2 separate regions of the Homo sapiens genome follow, and region 2 is linked to region 1. A link is an interaction called in ENCODE POLR2A ChIA-PET data of the cell type or tissue named here. Cell type or tissue: PC-9. All regions are shown on one strand. Links, peaks and the distances in the headings refer to the core of each region. The heading gives the core; the rest is flanking DNA.

Region 1 (5,000 bases), core at 1-5,000:
TGGGAAATTCCAGAAATAAACAATTCATAAGTTTTATTTTATTTTTGAGACGGAGTCTTGCTCTGTTGTCCAGCCTGGAGTGCAGTAGTGTGATCTCGGCTCACTGCAACCTCCGCTTCCCAGGTTCAAGAGATTCTCCTGCCTCAGCCTCCTGAGCAGCCGGGATTACAGGCATGTGCCACCACGCCCAGCTAATTTTTGTATTTTTAGTAGAGACGGGGTTTCACCATGTTGGCCAGGCTGGTCTCAAACTCCTGACCTCAAGTGATCCACCAGCCTCGGCCTCCCAAAGTGCTGGGATTACAGGTGTGTGCCACCACGCCTGGCTAATTTTTGTATTTTTCAGTAGAGATGAGGTTTCACCATATTGGTCAGTCTCGTCTCCAACTCCTGACCTCAGGTGATCCACCCACCTCAGCCTCCCAAAATGCTGGGATTACAGGCGTGAGCCACTGCGCCTGGCCCATAAGTTTTAAAATGTGTATCCATGCTGTAGACGCTCCCTGCCTGTTAGTCACCTAGTAGCTGTCTTGGTGATCACAGCAACTGTCTCGTATCAAACTGCTTGTGTTCAAGTAACCTTGAACTTGACTTCGTAATGGCCTCAAAGAGCAACTACAGTGATGCTGGCGATTCAGATATGCTGAAGAAGCTGGAAAATGTCCCCTTTAAGTGAAAAGGTAAAAGTGCTCCACTTAATAAGGCATGTTGGCAGGTGCCTGTAGTCCCAGCTACTCGGGAGGCTGAGGCAGGAGAATGGTGTGAACCCGCGAGGCGTAGCTGGCAGTGAGCTGAGATCATGCCATTACACTCCAGCCTGGGCAACAGAGCGAGACTCCGTCTCAAAAAAAAAAAAAAAAAAAAAAAAAAAACCTAAATCCTCAGTCTGTAATTTATTTAACTCCCAAGCTTATATACATCAAAGCAACTCTGACTGTAAGTCCTGTTACCTTTCTAGTAATGATTTGCATAAAACAGCATGTTTCAGGAGTGAGTTTGAGGACACTGCTGGTGGTGGGAAGGGAGCCACCACCCTCATTGCTGACAAGTTACACTAATGCAATCAACCAATTTAAGAACAGTTCAGAAGCTGCAAAAAAACTGCACCAGCCAACTATTATGTAAATCACAAGACAGCTGATCAAATCAGGCTCAGGAGTATATTCCAAATGAAGAGTACACAGGGAGGGTTTTCCATCCAAGTGGCTCCCTAGAGTATTTTTTCAGGGGTGGGTGGGGAAGAGGAGACCTTAGGAAATCAGAATGGAAGAATAGGGTAGAGTGATACCTAAAACAGAAACAGGAAAATGTAACCTTCTGAAATCCAGATAAGGACAAGAAAAAACAACAAATATAAAATAAAACTAAGAGGGCTACCATAATCTTAAGTGTTTTACTCAAGGTTCCCAAAGAGTGGCAGAGCCAAGTCTTCTGGCTTTCGGTCCCAGGCGAGTCCCATTCATTCTGCCTTGTCAGGGCCCATGGAGCTGTTCCCCATAAATACATTTTCCAGAGAACTTAAGTTTACTTCTCTATGGCCATGTAAAACTACTTTTAAAATAGCCACCAAAGATTTGTTTTCTTAGTTAGAATATGCCTAACACAATCTAGCCTTTTCTTAATAACTTGGTGCTATTATTAAGAACTAAAAATGCCACCTTACATTTTTACAGCAGTTAGCAATTAGATAATTTGCCACTTACAACAACTAAGTCAGTCACAAAACACAAAGACTATCCTTCCCATTTTACAGATAAAAAACTTAAGATTCAGGCTGGGCGAGGTGGCTCACACCTGTAATCCCAGCACTTTGGGAGGCCAAGACAGGTGGATCACCTGAGGTCAGGAGTTCGAGACCCGACCAACCAACATGGTAAAATCCTATCTCTACTAAAAGTACAAAAAATTAGCTGGGCAGGGTGGCACATGCCTGTAATCCCAGCTATTTGGGAGGCTGAGGCAGGAGAATCGCTTGAACTCAGGAGGCGGGGGTTGCAGTGAGCTGAGATCGTGCCACTGCACTCCAGCCTGGGCGACAAAGCAAGACTACGTCTCAAAATAAATAAATAAATAAGATTCAGACAGATTAAGTCAACCCAGATTCACAAACTGGCAGAGGTGGGACTAAAATCTAGGTCTCCTTGGTCCAAGTTTCCCCCCTTTGCCTCCCAGCTTTCCTACATTTGTTCCTGTAATGAGTTTTAGGTTAGCAGGTTTTCCAGCTTCTCTCTGACACTGGTGTCCATTTTTCACTAGTCAGCTGATGGGCACCTCAAATCTTCTACCTCATTTAGCAAACACTTCTCTGTGTGCAGGCCTGGAATGCTCTCTCCATTTCCTCCAGTCTATCAAAATGAGCTCCCTAGCACCCAGAACTCAAGTTACTGTGATTTGCTGCTCAGAGATCTTTTCTTATTCAATTACACTTCTTCACAGAGTCTTTCAACAAGCACTTAAGTGCCTAACTGTGTGGCAGATGCTGGGCTCATCATAGAGGATATAAGGACAAATAAATGTGACACCCACCCTCAAGGGAAAGGCTGGCAAAGGCAGACTTCTAATTAGAAGGAAGATACTATATTACTTCTACCTGCCTACCAATGAAGGAGAGCGAACATCCCATTAAAGTGAATAAATATCTAACAGTAAATGAATAAATTAGGTTTTTATTGTAATATAATAAAAAATATACATCTGGTCTCTAGCCCAGTTTCTGGCCCAGAGCTCCTAAAACCCTTCTAATTTCCCAAGCACTAGGGGTGCTAGGTTCATCTTTTTTCCTAATATTTGGTCTTTAACCCCAGTTCCTGACACAGAGCTCTTATCCCTTGGAATTTCCTAAGGAAGCATTTTGTTTTGTTTTTTCTCTAATAAGGTGACTCTTGGAGGACTCCTGGATGGGAGCTGGTCACCAGAAAGACCATGCCATGATTAGAAGCTTGGAACTCCCACTCCCATCCTCCATCCTCCAGGAAGTGGAGAGGGGCTGGAGACTGAGTTCGTCATCGATCATGCCTATGCGATGAAGCCTCCGTAAAAATTCTGGAACTAGCTGGGTGCAGTGGCTCACGCCTGTAATCCCAACACTCTGGGAGGCCAAGGCAGGCGGATCACCTGAGGTTGGGAGTTCAAGACCAGCCTGACCAACATGGAGAAACCCCATCTCTACTAAAAATACAAAATTAGCTGGGCAAGGTGGTGCATGCCTGTAATCCCAGCTACTCAGGAGGCTGAGGCAGGAGAATCACTTGAACCTGGGAGGCGGAGGTTGCAGTGAGCCAAGATCACGCCACTGAACTCCAGCCTGGGCAACGAGAGCGAGACTCGGTCTCAAAAAAAGAAAAAAAGAAAAAAAAAATCCCACAACTACAGGGTTTGGGGAGCTCCCAGGATGGTGAACATGTGGGGGTTCCTGGAAGGTGGCTCCCCTGGAGAGGGCATGGAAGCTCTGTGCCCTTCCACATATTATAATTTGTCCTACGCATCTCTTCCATCTGGTTGTTCATCTGTATCTTCTATAACACCCTTTATGATAAATGGGTAAACATAAGTAAAGTGTTTCTCAAAGTTCTGTGAGCCATCCTAGCAAACCCCAGGAGGGGGTCAAGGGAACCCCAATTTTATAGCCTGTCGCTCAGAAGCATAGGTCACAACCTGGGACTTGTGACTGGTGTCTGAAGCTGGGGTCTCTTATGGGACTGAAACTTAACCCGTGGTATCTGACTCTAATTCCAGGGAGATAGTGTCAGAATTGAGTTGAATTACAGGATACCCAGTTGGTGTCCCCTGGAGAATTGTTTGGTGTGGCAAAAACCCACACATTTGGTGTCAGAGGTGAAGTATTGAGAGTCTTACGTAGGAAAAACAGTTTGGTTTTTCTGTCTCTTACAGTTACACTTGTAGTAGAAGTGGAACACTAAACTATTAAGGTTCCACAGAATAGTGGCAGATTGAGAAATAAATCAACTGAATTCTGGACTGATATATATAACTTTCAAATCAATGAGAAAAAAAGAAATAAAATATTGATTAATGTAGTAAATTACAACAAAGAAAAAAACTTCGGCAAATGAAAAACAAAATCAGGTAGAAAAAAGTTCAAATATGTCATTAATCTCATTAAATGTAAGTAGATTGAATATAGAACTCTTAAAACAATTAAAAACTCCAATAATAGGCCAGGCGCTGTGGCTCATGCCTGTAATCCCAGCACTTCGGAAGGCTAAGACAGGTGGATCACTTGAGGTCAGGAGTTCAAGACCAGCCTGGCCAACGTGGTGAAACCCCGTCTCTACTAAAAATACAAAAATTAGCTGGGCGTGGTGGCACGCACCTGTAATCCCAGCTACTCAAGAGGCTGAGGCAGGAGAATTGCTTAAACCTGGGAGGCAGAGGTTGCAGTGAGCCGAGATCACATCACTGCACTCCAGCCTGGACAACGGAGCGAGATTCCACTTCAAGAAAAAAAAAAAATCAGAATAATCTGGGGAAGATGAAGAAGATAAACATTGGAAGGGGTAACTCAAGGGGGTAATTTCTTAGATGCCGGTAATATTCTATTCCTTGACCTGGATAGTAGTTATACAGATGTTTTTGTTTTCTGGTAATTAATTCAGCTATAAATCTATATTATTTTGTGTACTTTTCTATCTGTAAGTTCTACTTTTTTTTTTTAAATCAAGGGTTCACTCTGTCACCCAGGCTGGAGTGCAGTGGTGCAATTTCACCTCACTGCCACCTCCATCTCCCAGGCTCAAGTGATCCTCCTGCCTCAGCCTTCCAAGTAGCTGGGATCACAGGCATGAGCCACCACTCCCGGCTACTTTTTGCATTTTTTGTAGAGACAGAGTCTACTTATGTTGCCCAGGCTGGTCCCAAACCCCTGGGCTCAAGCAATACACCTGCCTTGGCCTTCCAAAGTTCTGGGTTTACAGGCGTGAGCCACCACACCCAACTTGTATGTTCTACTTTAATTTAAAAAAAGAAAAAAGAAAAAAAAC
Region 2 (6,608 bases), core at 707-5,706, 65 kb before region 1:
CTCCCATGTCCCAGGTCTTGTAATAAACAGGCTGACCCTCCCAAAGAGAGATGAGGCTCCCAACACCCCCAGGAACCTTCCCCTGGTAGGTGGTTCACTCCAAGCTGTCCTGCTCACCAGCCCTGGAGAAGAGCTTCTCCAGGACACCTAGAGAGAGCAGCTTCACAAAACCTGAGACTCCTGCTTTCCAGAGGCAGATGCAACCCCCCGCAGCCCCTTGCCAGCCCTGGCCACACGGACTACACCCCATGGAGCCCCAAATTCACTCACACTGTGCCAACTCCAGCCACAGACTGAACCCCAACATGCCACACTCTGCACCCCATCTCTAGCCTCAAATCAAGCACTGACAGTGACCACACAGGCTTCCAGCCTGGCCCAATCTGAGCTGTGGCCCCATGAACGTGTGAGCCTCACAAATCCAGCCCTAGGAGAGCCTGGAGGAAGCAGGTTGGCTGTGTGGGGCCCCAGTGCTGGGACCCAGCTCCCACCCCAGAGTCATGGACAGAGGAGGCTTCTGCCCCCTGTCTACCCTTGCCACACACGCACCCTGTGGGGGCTGGTGGCCACACAGCTGTGCAGGCCTCCACAGGCACACGTGGGACCCTGGAGGTGGCATTTACCTCCGGAGTGACTCACTAAGCCTCCTATTCCATTTGCAAAAGGGGGTGCAATTTAGCATTTTCTTTCTCTTTAGAAAACAGGAATTTTAAAAGAGAGAGAGTGGAGAGAGATTTGAGGGAGTGGGTGGGGAGCTCAGATCTCATTTGATTTCCAAACTCATTTGTTATGCATTCTCTCCTCCCCCCTCCCACACCGAGCCCTTCCCCTGGGGACCCTGGCCACCCCCTTCCGGGCTCCTGGCTGCAGACCTGGTGATGGCCTGCCAGGAGGCACGTGCTCTCCACGTCCACGTCCTCAGCTCCCCATGGAATGACTGACCCTCAAGTCTGGGAGGATCAATGCAAGGTCAGAGTTGAGAGGGGGCAAGGCCTCTTCAGGACACAGTAAAACCCACAGCCAGGGAGGCTCTCTCCAAAAAGGAGAGAGCAGTGTTGGAGCTGGAAAGAGCCTGAAGCTCATCCTGACCCTCAAACTCTTCCCTTTCACTTTTACAGATAAGGAAACTGAGGCCCAAAGAGGGCAGTTCAAGGTCAACCAGTGCCAAAGCCAGGGCTCTCCTTCGTTAGACAAGTTAGCTCCCAGGAATATTGACTCCAACAGTAGAAGAGACATAAGCTCTAATCCCAGCTTTGCCTCTAACTTTATGTGTGATTCTAGCCCTAGATATTTAACCCTACTGGGCCTCAGTGTCTCATTCATAAAATGGGAATAACATTGGCTCTACCTCAGAGATGCTGTTGAGCCATTGGACAGAAAAGCATGCTGAGAGCTGCTATAGGATCTGAGCCAAATGGGTCCCAGCATGCGAACTCCCGATCCTAGGATCTCAGAATTCCTGGAAGGCAGCTGGGTCCTACCAGGAAGTCCCCAGTCCCTAAAGCCTCCATGGTCTCTGAAAGTTCACACTCTGTCCTTGAAAGGGGAAAGGATGCCGGATCTCAAAGAGGGACCCTTGACTGAAAGGGTCTGGTCTCTGTCTCCCAACCTGCTTAACAGGTAGAACAGGAGAACCAGGCCACCTCCAGCCATGAAGTCTCATAACATATGAAGATGTATGTGAGAAAACATCACAGCTTCTGGCCAATCTGACCCAGACATGGCCCAGGCAAGTGGCTGGGGCAGGGACACTGTCCAGCCATGTCCTCGTATTCTGTGTCCTGCCACACTGGACTTCCAAACACAGGTCAAGTCACAGAGGCCTCAAATGGGGGATAAGGGGTTCCAGGCCCAGGGTCACAGGCTTGAGGTGGAACCTCTCTGTTTGAGCTGCACCATCCTTGGCTCAAACAAGGACACCACAGCCAGAACTGAGCGGCAACAAACGTCTCAGGCTGGGACCTGCCAGGTCTGCTGCTGGGATAGGTGATTTCACAGAGGTCGGCGTATTTGCATAGGAACGTGAGGCCATCCAAGTTCCAGCACACCCCAGACTGCGGGAAAGCTTTTGAAAAGCCTGGAGTCTGGCCAGGCACGGTGGCTCACACCTGTAATCCCAGCACTTTGGGAGGCCAAGGCAGGCGGATCACGAGGTCAGGAGATTGAGACCATCCTGGCTAACACGGTGAAACCCCGTGTCTACTAAAAATACAAAAAATTAGCCGGGCATGGTGGCAGTCACCTGTAGTCCCAGCTACTCAGGAGGCTGAGGCGGGAGAATGGCGTGAACCCGGGAGGTGGAGCTTGCCGTGAGCTGAGCTGAGATCGCGCCACTGCACTCCAGCTTCGGCGACAGAGCGAGACTCCATCTCAAAAAAAAAAAAGAAAAGCCTGGAGTCTGGACACTGGTGTCTGATTTGACCATATTTGACCATAACCTTCCCATTGGGGACCAAAGAAAGTGAGTTTACCATCTCCTTGCAGGATGCAATGCCCGTCCCAAGATACACAGTAGAGTAATCGGTGCCCTAGGGCTGGGAGTTTCTCAGAGTCATGCCTCAAATCCTCTGGCACCTCCCCAAAGATTTAAGAATCCCAGCGTTGTCCAGGTATGATGGCTCATGCCTGTAATTCCAGTACTTTGGGAAGCCAAAGCAGGAAGGATTACTTGAGGCCCAGAGTTTGAGACCAGCCTGGGCAACGTAATGAGACCCCCATCGTTATGAAAAAAAAAGTATTAAAAAAATTTTTTTTTTTTTAATCTGCGCTAGTCCCCTTTCCAAGCTTCCAGATGTTTCCTCCTCTGAGTGATCCAGCCACTAGTCACTGCCCCTGGGAGCCACAGAGTAAGGGGCCCAGGAGAAGTCTCGCTTTGGGAGGATGTGAGAGCACACGCCCCACTCCAGGAGGACCCCAAAGGAGGCTGACTCAGCAGAGCAAGGTCCAAACTCTGGAAACCCAGGCTCTGCCGTCACCTTCTTCTGTGACGTTGGCCAAATACCTACCTCTCACGGGCCCTCAGCGACCCATTGTTAACGAGGACTTGGAACATGAGTATCGAAATGTTCCCTCCCATCCTAACACCGTAGGATCAGTACTTTACTGACTCAAATTACTAGGTTTGCCACATGGAAGCCTGCCAGCTACACCCCTCAGAGCAGAGGCTAACACCTGAGAGGAGAATAAACTGGTTCCTCCAGCCTGGGAGGCCCAACCCTGTGGCCTCGGCTCTGTCTCTGCAGATATTCCTGCCCCAGCCTGAGAGGTGCCAAGACCCTCTAGGCTGTTCACTCTGCTCCTGCCTAACCTGGGGACCTGGCCCCCACCCCCTACCCTCATTCTCTCAGTGGGAGAGAGGGGCAGCCTGTTGGGGTGCAGAGGGAGGGGCACAGGGAGGTAGACAGGAAGGGAGGGGCAGTGTGGCTGGCAGGAGTCAGAATCAACCCTTCCCAACAAAGGCAGCTCCACCAGGCTGGCCTCTCTCCAGCTTCCCAGGAGCCCTGGCGTCCCAGCCAGAGGGATCTGTCGAAACACAGTGCCAAGTCTTACCCCGGCACTCCTGTCTTCATGCTCTTTGGAGTTCCTTTTAGCCCTCTGCATTCTTCCGCTCCAGCCAGGTTTCTTTACTTTTGGGCACTTCCTACCCACCTTCCACCCCTACCCATAGCAGTCCTCCCACACTTACACATGTGCCTCTTCCTTTCCATCCTCCTAGCCTTTGTTCAAGCCACTACCCCCACCTGGAAGCCGGCCCCTGGCCACCTTTCTTTTTCTTTTTTTTTTTTTTTTTTTTTTGAGACGGAGTCTCGCTCTGTAGCCCAGGCTGGAGTGCAACGGCACGATCTCGGCTCACTGCAAGCTCTGACTCCTGGGTTCATGCCATTCTCTCGCCTCAGCCTCTCAAGAAGCTGGGACTACAGGCGCCCACCATCACGCCTGGCTAATTTTGTTTTTGTATTTTTAGTAGAGACGGGGTTTCACCGTGTTAGCCAGGATGGTCTCGATCTCCTGACCTCGTGATCTGCCCGCCTCGGCGTCCCAAAGTGCTGGGATTACAGGCACGAACCACCGCACCGAGCCCCTGGCCACCTTTCTATACAAACTGTGCCAGCCTTTAGGGCCCATCTCCCAGAGAAACCCAGCCTTCACTGTCTGTCTCAAGCCACTCACTGGCCTCTCTGCTCCGTGGGGAGCTCTGTACTGTAAATTGTCCCTCCTACTCAGAGCTTCTGAATCCTCCCCACCCCTGCCCCCACCTCCCTGTTGCTGGTTAGACTGGGGCCACCATAAATGATGCCTTTCTGTGTAACTGAAATCTCCCCTAGAGATTGAGAACTGGTAATAACCCATCTGGATTCACCTTCTGAAGATCTATCTCATCCTCTCTGGGCCCCGATAACAATTTCTCTTGTACCTGGATTCTCCTGGCAGTGTAAGAGTCCTTTCACTGCCTCCTTTTAGCTCTTGTCCGACACAAGCCATGCCACAAATCTGGCACAGCCATGACCTGCTGCTCAGGCTGTGCACTGCACAACTCCAGGGGTATTATTCACTAGACCACACGTGATGACCTAAAGTCAGGTACCATGGCAGCCCTGGGGCCCAAAGCTCTGCCTTTTCTCTCCGTGGGTGATCTACTGGCCAGATTTTAAAGGGAACATCTCACAGGTCATGGTGCAGACCCCTCATTCACAGGCCGGGTGCCACAGCCTCCACTCCTGGCCTTCAGCAGCCCTTTGTTCCTGTGTCACCCCCCGCCGCCCCACCCCGCCAGAGTGAAGGCCTGATCATTCCTGCCCATCAGTCTGCCCATCCGAGGCAGGTGGTACTGAACAGCCACCCCGCTCTCTATGTTCTCCTTGGGCCTCAGTTTCCCCAGCTGTGAAGAAAGAGATGGGTTCCTGATCTCCAAGGGCTCCCTCTGTTCTGAAGCTCACCAATCTATTCTTCACAGATGTTGCCAATGAGGAATATGTGATTCTCATACACACATTACTGTGTGTTGTTTTTGATTCAGTAGGCTTATGAGCATCAAGAAGAGAAGGGAGACCAGGCGCAGTGCCTCACACCTGTAATCCCATCACTTTGGGAGGCTGAGGCAGGCAGATCATTTGAGGTCAGGAGTTCAAAACCAGCCTGGCCAACATGATGAAACCTTCGTCTCTACTAAAAATACAAAAATTAGCTGGATGTGGTGGTATGTATCTGTAGTCCCAGTTACTTGGGAGGCTGAGGCAGGAGAATCGCCTCAGCCCAGGAGGCGGAGGTTGCAGTGAGCCGAGATCAAGCCATGCCCTCCAGCCTGGGAGACAGACCGAGACTCCATCTCAAAAAAAAAAAAAAAAAAAAAGGAGAGAAGGGACATTTACAAAATGCAGAGGAGCCTGGGAGAGCTGAGCTGAGAAGGGAGAGGTAACCAGACTCCTTGGGATGACTGCTGAGTGTGGGGGGCAGGAGCCCAGGCACTGGATCTACAGACACGGGGAATCTGTGTTGCCTCGAGGGAAAGGGCCAAGCGTGAAATTGCAGCAGAAAAAAACCAAAATGTTAGAACAGCACAAGGCATTGATGCTCAGAGCAGGGCAGTTTTTCCACCTGTCACTGGAACAAATTCCCACAGACTCTCAGCCCAGGGACCAAAGGACCCACAGGCTAAGGCAGAGGGACTGAGACTGGCACCCCCATTTGGTAAGGGGGTGACCTATCAGGGCAGTGACAGAGAGAGTCCTTCGAGTCCAATAGACCTGGCTGTGAGTCCAGGCTCTGCCCAGACCCTCTAAGCCACCTTGAGGCTGCTATTTCTCTGAGTATCTGTTTCTAGATGTTTTAAAAGTGGGAGAGTCGCATTTCCTCCCTCCCAGGATCACGGTACAGTAAAGAGCTTAGCACTCTGCCTAATACATAGAACAAGCAGCAAATGTTCACTGCCGTTGCGATGACAGTGCCCTGGCAGGTGACCTGTGCTCAAGGCGTCCCAGTGCACACACACACTCACACACACACAGGGTAGGGCAGCAGATGGGACACACGCCCTGCCACAGGCCATTTTAAGGAGTCGGGGTGGGTGAGGACCCAGGCACGGTGGAGGAAAGAGGGAGGCAAGAAGCCTTTTTCAGCTTCCTTGGTGTCATCTCACAGTGCCTCCCTCAGGAGGGGAAAAGGGAGGGGAGTGAGAAGGCTGTTTAGCTGTGTTCCATACTGGCTGTGCCTCACACAACCGGCCCCACCCCGACAGGACTCCTTGGGGACAGAACGGGAGTGCATTCTCAGGCACCTAAATCTTACAGGCTCAGTGCCTGCACAGGGAGACGGGTCCGCAGCCCAGGGTCCCGGGCAGCTTTCGGGCTTGGGGGTGGATTGACACACAGCCCGATGGTATTCACACCCATTCCTTCACTGTCGCGCCCGGTCCTGGGGGACGGCATGGCACCAGCCAACGTCACGGGTTGGGTGTGAGTTCATGGTAGATTCTCACACGCCAGCCTCACAAGAGGCACTGCCGAGACCAGGCTTGCTGCCGCCTACTGTATGGCCGGCCCTGTGGGCACAGCTGTCCTCCACCCGCCTCCCAAGGCACCATCGGGCCCAGAATGTGCCCGATGAGTCAC

Evidence for each region. Peaks named below come from ENCODE experiments on the same cell type or tissue, not always from the same donor. Only the 100,000 strongest peaks of a DNase experiment are listed, where the experiment ranks them.
Region 2: POLR2A ChIA-PET joins it to region 1 with 10 read pairs; 3 of 35 experiments call an interaction of 5 or more read pairs at or near these places.

The regions. Positions count from the first base shown.
Region 1 is chr17:6,614,771-6,619,770 of GRCh38, forward strand. The region is part of intron 7 of KIAA0753; the gene reads right to left. Among named protein-coding and RNA genes, the nearest start is that of KIAA0753, 23 kb to the right of the region's middle. In PC-9, for the core only: no CTCF peak of the experiment used is centred there; no DNase peak of the experiment used is centred there; H3K27ac peaks cover 797 bases.
Region 2 is chr17:6,548,990-6,555,597 of GRCh38, forward strand. All of the region lies in intron 1 of PITPNM3 (PITPNM family member 3), which reads right to left. Among named protein-coding and RNA genes, the nearest start is that of PITPNM3, 4.3 kb to the right of the region's middle. RefSeq lists enhancers at 1-651, 5,831-6,477. In PC-9, for the core only: no CTCF peak of the experiment used is centred there; DNase peaks (open chromatin) are centred at 2,572, 3,062 and 3,492; H3K4me3 peaks cover 1,006 bases; H3K27ac peaks cover 2,755 bases.